2 separate regions of the Homo sapiens genome follow, and region 2 is linked to region 1. A link is a loop called in an ENCODE intact Hi-C map of the cell type or tissue named here. Cell type or tissue: sigmoid colon. All regions are shown on one strand.

What was found. A loop is a pair of places that touch in the nucleus more often than their neighbours do. Peaks named below come from ENCODE experiments on the same cell type or tissue, not always from the same donor. Only the 100,000 strongest peaks of a DNase experiment are listed, where the experiment ranks them.
Region 2: it touches region 1 in a loop (2.8-fold over the local background); 16 of 110 quality-filtered maps call a loop at or near these places.

What each region holds. Positions count from the first base shown.
Region 1 is chr12:26,026,439-26,031,438 of GRCh38, reverse strand. The region is part of intron 2 of RASSF8 (Ras association domain family member 8); the gene reads right to left. Among named protein-coding and RNA genes, the nearest start is that of RASSF8-AS1, 69 kb to the right of the region's middle. In sigmoid colon, a CTCF peak has its summit at 2,020 (motif pointing right); no DNase peak of the experiment used is centred here.
Region 2 is chr12:25,583,156-25,588,155 of GRCh38, reverse strand. It overlaps a transcript of LMNTD1 not described here. Among named protein-coding and RNA genes, the nearest start is that of LMNTD1, 32 kb to the right of the region's middle. In sigmoid colon, no CTCF peak of the experiment used is centred here; a DNase peak (open chromatin) is centred at 2,875.

The sequences.
Region 1 (5,000 bases):
CAAGAACTCTACACTGATTTCACACCATCATGATGAGGATGGATGGGTCTCACGTGTAACGATGAGCCAAAATATACTTTGAGAATCCAAGTTAAATGGCAGTGTTTAGAAAAAAAAATACTGAAACAATCTAGCATCTTGGGGTGTTGGAATTTTAAAGGTTTGACAATTGGCAAAATCAAAGTAATCCAGAAATCTAACCCAATGTACTGGCAGAGTATCACAAACCCTCATAATACCTCAAAAAAAAATGGGGCAGGGGGAGTCTACAAGTTAAATTTGGCACCAAGTTACTAGTTGTAAAATAAAGCTTATTTGATTGTTGTCTCAGGCATTACGTAACTGTAAAGAGTCTTCATTTATACTGAAAGCTGCAGCAGTAAAAGCTGCAGACATATTTAAGAAGAAATATCATATTTCCTACTGCTTCAACTCACTGTTCCTGACCATCTTGAAGGGGTCTGCAAGTTATGGCCCGCTACCTGGTTTGTAAATAAAGTTGAATTGAAAACAGTCGGGTTCATTCATTTACGTACTGTCTATGGCTGCTCATGTGCTACAATGAAGTTGAGTAGTAACAACAGGGACCATATTGCCTGCAAAGCCTAAAATATTTATTTACCTAGCCCCAAAACCAGGCACTTGTCTGGTACAGTATGGGTGAGGAAATACTTTTTAAGTCCTAACTTTGTTCCAGAAGTTAATCTGGGCTGCTTATCTACTAAAATCTAAGTTTAGGAAAAAAAAAAAAGATAACTTCGGGGATGTCTATTTGGTTTGAAAAGAAAGAAGTTAAATATTATTCACTTGACTAACATGTATTTCTAAGTGGGAATTTCTGTTGCACTGCAACATCTCAGCATTTTTACTATGGCATTAGTAACAGCACTGCAGAGCATCACAGGCTGTAAAAACATTTCCATGTGTGATAGACAAAAACCCAATACCGGAATAAAAGGAATAGAATCCATCTTATCCGGACAAGTGGTTTTAAAAAGTCATCCTACAGAGCCCTGCAGAACTTTCATTGAAAACAAGCACAATTACATGGAATGAATTTGTTTCTGCTTCTTGTAGCCCCTCTACCTGGGCTTATAAACCATGAGAAAGAAGGAAGATTTACACTGTCACAGAAAATACTTAAAAACCAAGGCTTTTGAATAAAATGAGTTTTTATTTTCTCCTGAATAAAACATTATTTGGATCATGGGGGGAAAAAAACCTACTAAGAATTATTTTATCACTAAGTGTAATTAATACAAGTCACTATAATGTTTATCAATTATATACTAGAAAACAAATGAACTGAAATCAACTTTGAGACAATTTAGACATACGGTATCATAATCAAAATCCCAAGAGAAAGATACTTTATCTTTTTGCCACATTTTATTTCAAAATTTATTTTTACAAAAAATAAATTAGTTGCCCTAAACTCTTTTTAAATAAAGTGATGCACAAATAAGCAAACCAGCAAAGACTGTAATAAAAACAAAACTGACGATTTGGTGGTCATTTACTGGCAGACTAAACAAGTTAAGAATAAATATCTCTGAGGAAGCAAGCCAATTAAATGTTGGTTAGATGGCTGATTCAAAGATAAATAGTAGCCAGGAGTATAACTCGGACGTCATAGTTTGAGATTGATTTTTTTTTCCTTTAACCAGTGGGTAAAACTGTTTTTCTGTTATAATAATAATGGTCAACATTTAAACCAACAGAGAAGTTTTAAGTTTTAATAACAAAAGAGTGCCAAGGAAATGATCTTGTTCCTCAGAACAAAAAATAATCTGTTAAGGAAATATTTTGGATCTCAAATTAAGGCCAATCATGAGTACAGAGCACAGCTGATGATTAACAGAAGATGCCGCATTTAAACACGGTGGCAGAAGACACTGATTTACTTCTAATGAATATATAGTACATTATAAAAAGTGACAAAACATAAACATATGAATATAATGTAAACAACAGTAAAAAGAAATCTTTTTGTTTCTTGAAATTGGGGCTTATGGTTTTAGCCACCAGAGGTCACCCTTCCCCAGACAGATTAAAAAGCAGGGCTTCTGAAGCACTGTCACTTACTGTGTATTTGTTAAAGGAATACAATAAAAAATAACATGGGTTGTCAATGTTCTTCTTTCCCCAGCTAAAACATATGTGAGGCTAGACCTGCCCCACACCTCTCCCTAATGCAGACATGCTGGTAATGGAGAAGAGGAGAGCTGCAAACAGCCTGAGAGGCTAAAGTGATCTACATGATAGACATGAGAAAAATCACTGAGGGGCGAGGGACAGGATGCAGTTCCCTGGTAGAAGAGAGACTTGTGGAATAGCACCATGCTAATGAGGGATAATGGAGAAAACTGGAAGAGGTTTCCAGAATTCTTACTGTTATCATAAACACAACCACTCCTGGACATTCTTCAACTAACACTGCAGTAAAATTTTATACGGCTTTTTTCAATTAGTTTTGCATGTCAAACCTAAGTATCGTGCACCAAATTTGGCTTTTTTTAAAAAAGCAAATTAGCCAGGGTTCCTCCAGAATTCAACATATACTTTTACAATAGAATTGGAGAGAAAGAGATCTTTAATCTATCCTAGTGCCTTGTACAAAATATACTCAGCAAATACTCTTCCTCATTCATCCCTCCTTACATATAATAAAGAGACCTTTAATTCATCATAGCACCTTATACAAAATATACCCAGTACACTCTTCCTCATTCACCCCTCCTTACATATAATACAAGAAGGAGCTGACAACCAAAAGTTTCAACCTCTTTTGTTTCAATTCTGTTAGTTAAGAGGGCCCAATTCTATTTATTGTCACTTACCGTAGCTGCAAGAAGTAAAATTCAAAGGTTAGAGTGGTTTTTAATAATTTCATGTACGTGGCCAAGGAACATGTAGACATTTATGATTACCAAGAAATTACAACCTTCCAAAGCACAGTATTTATTCCATGTAGCACCAAAGGAAATCCCAAAGAAAAGGTACTTAGCAGCCTAGTAGAAGTCCTTAGCAATTTCTTTGTGAAATACTTGGTTAGAATTCATTGTCTCACATTCCAACACACTGGCAAATAAGGTTATCACACATCATCATATCTTTTGATACCTAACAACTTTTTTCTCTAACTACATAGGAAAAGTACGCTCATTAAAAGATATTCAGAAAATGAAAAAGGCTTTTAGAAAATAAAATCACCTATACTTCCAAAGAGTACAGGGAAAGAAAATGAAGTTCTGAGTGAAACACTTTTAAAACACACAAATTAAATTTATACAGTCTCAAATTCTTTTAATTATAATTCATCCACATTATTCCCAAATCAACTATAATCTGTCCCCTGCTTTACCAATGACATAGTTCCAACAGGTTCACCAAGACCCCGATGCTGCATGGGCTTTCTTCATACTGTTTCCTATTTCCTTGCACCATCTTTGATGTCCCCAGAGCATCTGCACAGCTGACGTTCCTCACAGCCACTCCTTTGTCCTGACTTCTACATCCCGTTTTCCATGGCTTCTCCCACCCATCTGGTCATTCCCCTCTGTCATCTTCTGGGCTGTTCTTTTTCAGGCTAACATTATTGAATTTCTGGCTCAGTCCTCTATGCTTCTCATTCTATCCCCTCTCTCCCTAGGTGACCAAAGTAACACTCATGGCTTCAACAACTGAAACTACATGTTGATGTGCCTAACACATAATAGGTGCTTAATAAATGTTTAATCTTATCAATGGCTTAATGATTAGTAACTTTCCAATCTAATCTCCAGGAAATTCTCAGCTCCAAGGCCACAACCACACAGCAGAAGTCTCTTAGCACAGTTGAGACTGGTAACTGGCTGGTTAATCATAAAAGCAGGTTAAAGCAGTGAATCATGAAAACATGAAAGCATTTTGTACACTTAACTTTAACCAGATAAATACCCATTCATCTGCCAATATTTTTATAGTCAGGCCAACTCTTAAGTGAGGGCCTGCTGACCCTTCAGTGTCTTTCTTGCCTAAATCATACCCATGGTGAATTATCGGTGCTATCCAGCTTCTGTTTGTTTGTTTAAACAACAGCTTTACTGAGATATCATTAACATGCCATACAATTCACTTTAAGGCATACAGCTTGATAGTTTAAATATATTCACAAAATTATGGAACTATCACCAGTTACTTTTGGGACATTCTCATTACCCAAAAAATAACCCACATACCTATTAGCATTCACTGCCCATTTCCCATCAAATCCCCAGCCATAGGCGATCATTTACTTCCTTTCAGTCTCTATGGATTTGCCTACTCTGGATATTTCATATAAATAAAATCATACATGTGGTCAAGAATCATCCATATTGTAGTAAATATCTGTATTTCATTTTTTTATTGCCAAATAATATTTCATTGTATTGTTATATCACATCTATTAATTCAGATCATTTGGGTTGTTTCTATTTTTGGCTATTATGAATAATGCTGCTATGAACATTCATGTACAACTTTTTGCATGGACATATATTTTAACTTCACTTGGGTATGTAATTAGGAGCAGAATTGCTGGGTCATATGATAACTCTATGTGTAACATTTTCAAGAACTGCCAGACTGTTTTTCAAGGTAGCTGTAATATTTTACATTCCCACCAACAGTGTATGAGAGTTCTTATTCTTCACAATCTCACTCACACTCCTTATTAGCTGCCTTTTAAAATTAATATTACGCCTATAATCCCAGCACTTTGGGGGGCCGAGGTGGGCGGATCACTTGAGGTCAAGAGTTCAAGACCAGCCTGGGCAACATGGTGAAACCCTGTCCCAACTAAAAATATAAAAATTAGCCGGGCATGGTGGTGTGTGCCTGTAATCCTAGCTACTTGGGAGGCTGAGGCAGGAAAGTCACTTGAACCCGGGAGGTGGAGGTTGCAGTGAGCTGAGATCACGCCACTGCACTCCAACCTGAGCAACAAAGCGAGACTCCATCTCAAAAAATAAAAAATA
Region 2 (5,000 bases), 440 kb after region 1:
TTAGTATAATCAGTAATTAACTTTTATACACCCACACTTCACATTTACTATCTCTGAGACATGGCCAGTTCTTTTATTTTCTTTTTTCCTTAATACCAGTAGCCTAACTACGTACCTTAGAAGAACTTCTGATTCTTAGTATGAAACAGCTTGACAAGTTATAACTAAACAAATTTGCTGCCCAAGACCATGGTGCCTGGTAAATATTAATAATTAGGGCCCAAGGATGTTGCCAATTATACATAAGTGAGTTAATTTTTTTAAAAAATGTACTGATATTCACCTAGCTTTTTTGTTTCTGATCTTCTTTCCTAAAATACCCTCTGAATTTAATTCATATTACTTCAGTTCAACAAACAATTATTGAGGGCCTAGGCAATATGCCCTCCCTTAACCATTAAAAAGGAAGAAAGAAGAAAAAAATAGTGATTTCTTCTTCAATGGATTCGTAGTTGATATAGTTGGATGCCCTCTCCAAATCTCTTTTTGGGATGTAATCCCCAGTGTTGAAGGCAGGGCCCATTGGGAGGTGATTGGATCATGGGGGGCAGATTTCTCATGAATGGTTTAGCACCATCCGGTTGGTGCTGTCCTCACAAGAGTGAGTCCTCACAAGATTGAGTGAGTCCTCACAAGAGTGAGTGAGTTCTCACAAGATCTGGTTGCTTAAAAGTGTGTAGCACCCTCCCACCTCTCTCTTGCTTCTGCTCTCGCCATATGACGTGCCTGCTCCTGCTTCCCTTTCTGCTGTGAGCAAAAGCTCCCTGAGGCCTCCCTGGAAGCAGAGCAGATACTGGCACCATGCTTCCTGCACAGCTTGCAGAACAGTGAGCCAATTAGACCTCTTTTCCTTATAAATTACCCAGCCTCCAGTATTTCTTTATAGCAATAATAGAACGAACTGACACAGAAAATAATCCAGGAAAGAAGACATAGGTACAGACAACATAGAGTACAGGGGCAATAATAGAAGCAAGAACAGGTGAAAATCACATAGAGGAGAGATAAATTCACTCTATTAGAGTTCAGTGTGTTAAGAAATGACATCACAGAAGAAGGAGCCATCCAAGATGGTTTTAAGAGGTTGAATAGAAACTTTCCAGCTGAGAGAAACAGGATGGGCAAAAGCCAGAGCTTACAATGGGTTAAGTGAACTACATGTGGTTCAGTGCTGCTGGATCTTTAATCACAAGGGGAAGCCTGAAGAGAGATGAAGCTACAGAGAAGTCTTAAGTCAGGTCACAAAGGGCATGCTATGTGGTTTGTCAAGGAGTTTGTGTTTTAGAAATATAACCTCCAAGATGTTGTGGAATTTAGGTCATCAGCTATACACTAAGTGTTAGGATTGGCTTGACTGACAGTAACTCACCACTTAAAAAGCTAGTCCAGAGATCCAGTTCACCATCGTATCAGAGACTCAGCCCCTTCCTATATTGTTGGTTGTCATGTCAGCCCCAATCTAATGTCTAGGAGGGCATCCACAGTCCATGCAGCAAGCTTAAGCAAGGACAAAGCAAATGAGGGCAAACTGTGCCTGCCAATGGTCTTTCTGAGAAGATCCTCAGAAAGTGCCGCATGACTTTTCAACCTACCTCCCGTTGGTCAGCACTTAGTCACATGGTCACACCCAAACCCAAGGTAAACTGGGAGGAGAAAAAATGAAAGTGGAGGACAACTGGCAGTTTTTGCTACTAAGAAATAAGACATTGGAAGTGAGGAAGACCAATAAAAAGATTACTGCAGTATTTCAGTGGGAGATAACAAGGGCTGCATGAAGGTAGTGTTGGTGAGAATGGAAAGGGAAGCAGGACCTGAGAGCTATTTAGGCAGCAGAGTGGTTAAGAGTTGGTGATCTAGTGGATGGGGTGATGGCTTTTGGTTTTTGGCTTGAGTAGCTGAGTAGGTAGAGGTATCATCATGGGGAATTTTCAACATAAAACAAACGGAAGGGGAAAAAAAAACAAATATTAAAACAAGAAAAAAAATCAAATAGTACTTTTACTGTATAAAATCTACTTGCCTTTGACACTACCCTTCCCCTAGTGCTTCCTCCAAAGGTTTAGATAATCCTTACCAGCAGAAGGGAAGACACCAACATCCAAATGACATAGAACACTGGGCCTTTTCCTTCTACTCAAGACAGTGAGATGGGAAAACTGAATTCCAGACCTAACTGTCACCAACGGGACCAATGACCGAGGGCAAGTGAGTTCATCCTTTGCGACTTAGTTTCTTCATCTGTAAAATATGAAAGTTGAACTAGCTAATGTTTGTGATCTCATTCAGCTATAGAATTCTTGGATTCACTAATCATAGCAATCACCCACGCTAATCAACATCACAAAAAAATGAACAACCTTGTGTCACCCCAGCCATGCATAACTCACCAATGAGAAAAGATAATTGAGGCAAAAACTTAAAGGTCAGGTAAAACACAATTTCCTAATTAGACATCACATCTCTTCAGTTGGCTGTTGGAAACCTAGTTTCGTGTGGTCTGTTGGTATTAAACTTTGGCACATTTACAAAGTATTTTATTAAAGTGAAGAGGGTTTTGCCAATTGCATTTCAAAATTACTTTAAAAGATTTTACCTGGGGGGAAAAGGATTACTTTTCCTATTATGTGCATAAGCCTACATGTGGTTGCTGAAAATATCTCCCTTGAGTTAAGAAGTTTTTTCCTTTTGGTTGGTTAAGTACATAATGTTCCACCTACTACAAAGGATTAAAATGACCTGTTTCATCACAGAGTAAGGTAATCGCAGCAGCATGTGATTTTTGGCAGAAAGAACACTTTGTAATTGCTAATTTCCTACATCTAAATTCAGCTGAAGGTTGCAGCCCAAGTCCATAGTATTTCACAAGTCTTAACAAGCAGAACCCAAGGATGCTGCCAGGTTTTTAGACTGCCAATGAAACTGGAAGAGCAGAGAGTTTGCTGAGGGTGAGCCTTTATGAAGGAATGTTCAAATCCAAGACCCTGAATGTCTTACAGACACATGAAAGAGTCCATGGGACACAACTGTCAGACTCGGGTGTTTATTTTGGCCCCAGACTCTCTTCTCATCTCCTCTGTGCTTTCTGCCAACTGGCAGCTGTCCTCAAGGTCAGACCCTTTATTAAAAAATCAGCAACTTAAATAAAAACCAGTAATGCTTTCAGCAAGTATAATCCGTTTTACTTGAGAAGTGTTTCAACTAGTATTTCTTTTGATGCAAAGAAAGTTTGAAAATATGATATAAATAAAATATTTTAGAACTCACATCTACGACCTCTAGGACCAAATTTGTATTTTTCAGCCATGGAAAAACACTCCTTACTGAATAAGTATTAGACCCCAGTCTATGATGAAAATTTTCCACGTGGCCAAAAGAAAACAAATGCAAATAATACCATCATGATATAATCGACTTTGAAGCTATGATTTTATGTTCCTTAAGTCTCCAAATAAGTTTTAACCCTGTTAGTTGTATTTTAAAAGGAATCATTCTTTGCAGATGTCAAACCAGATGTTAAAATGCGTTTCTTTACTATTTGTCAAAGCATTACATGTAGTCACATTTGCAAGATGGGAGACCTGGAGTTCTGGAGTTCTGGACTAGAGCTGGCAACCTGGATTCTGCATACCTGATTAGGTCTATAAAATGTCCTCAGGCATATAAAATCCGTGCATTAGAAGTCAATTCTCGAAAGTCAAAACATCATATAGGACTTTTGCTGACCAAAAACTAAAGGTATGTGTAGGAGCTGATGTGCCATAGCTTAAAGAGTACAGGTTCAGTGGTTACACTGAGCAGTGCTCAAGGCCAAGCTTGTCCCTTCTTAGCAAGACAACCTTGGGTCAACCACTTAGCCTACCTCAAAGTTAATTTTTGATTGTTTCAATTGTGCTTTAAGTGAGAAAAATCATAAATATATTGTATACATCATATATATTCATCACATATATTATTGATATATATAAATTGGCAGCTCAATTCCTCTCATTGCTCAGGTCTAAATCCCTGGAGTCATCTTGTCTTCTCTTTTCCTCTTACACTTCCTATCTAATCTGCCAGCAAATTCTGCCAGCTTTGCTTTCAAACTATATCCAGAGTCCGAACACATCTCATCACCTCCATTGCCACCATTCTGGAGGTTGGTGCCATAGGCTCTCCCTGGATGATGGAAGCAGTCTCATCTTCTCTGGTCTCTCTGCTTCTTATTCTCTTAATTTCAACACAGAAGCCAAAGTAGTCCTTTAAAGACACAAGCCAGATCATGACACTCATTGGCTCAAGGTTCCCTGGCTTGTGATTTTCCTTCTCTCTCAGAGGAAAGCCAAAGTCCTCCCCCTGTACTGATAAGACCCTGAGGCTCTGGCCTCTCCTTCGCCTCTCACTCATTTCTTATCACTGTCTAAGCCCATCCCCATCACTCTCTGCTCCCTCTCCCAGCCTTACTAGGCTCTTTGCCAGGTCCTATCTCAGATCTCTGCACTTGTGGCTCCCTCTACCAGCGGAGGCTGGTGCATTAACCCAGGTACAAGATTACAAGGACAAAATATTAGAATTGAATCACTGAGATTCAAAAAGATACGGGGAAATCCAAGGCACATTTAAGAATGAGATATGATATCTCAAATAGGAGCAAGGGGATTAAAAAGGGTAAAAATAAAATCTGTGTTCCTATATTGTCTAAAGATATTTTTGGCCAGGTGTGGTTGCCTGGTAATCCCAGCACTATGGGAGGCAGAAGGAATGAGGATTGCTTGAGCTCAGCAGTTCAAGACCAGCCTGGGCAACATAGTGAGACCTCGGCTCTACTAAAATTTTTTAAAAACATTACCGGCCGGGCACGGTGGCTCACGCCTGTAATCCCAACACTTTGGGAGGCCGAGGCGGGTGGATCACGAGGTCAGGAGATGGAGACCATCCTGGCTAACACGGTGAAACCCCGTCTCTACTAAAAATACAAAAAAAAAAAATTAGCCAGGCGCAGTGGCGGGCACCTGTAGTCC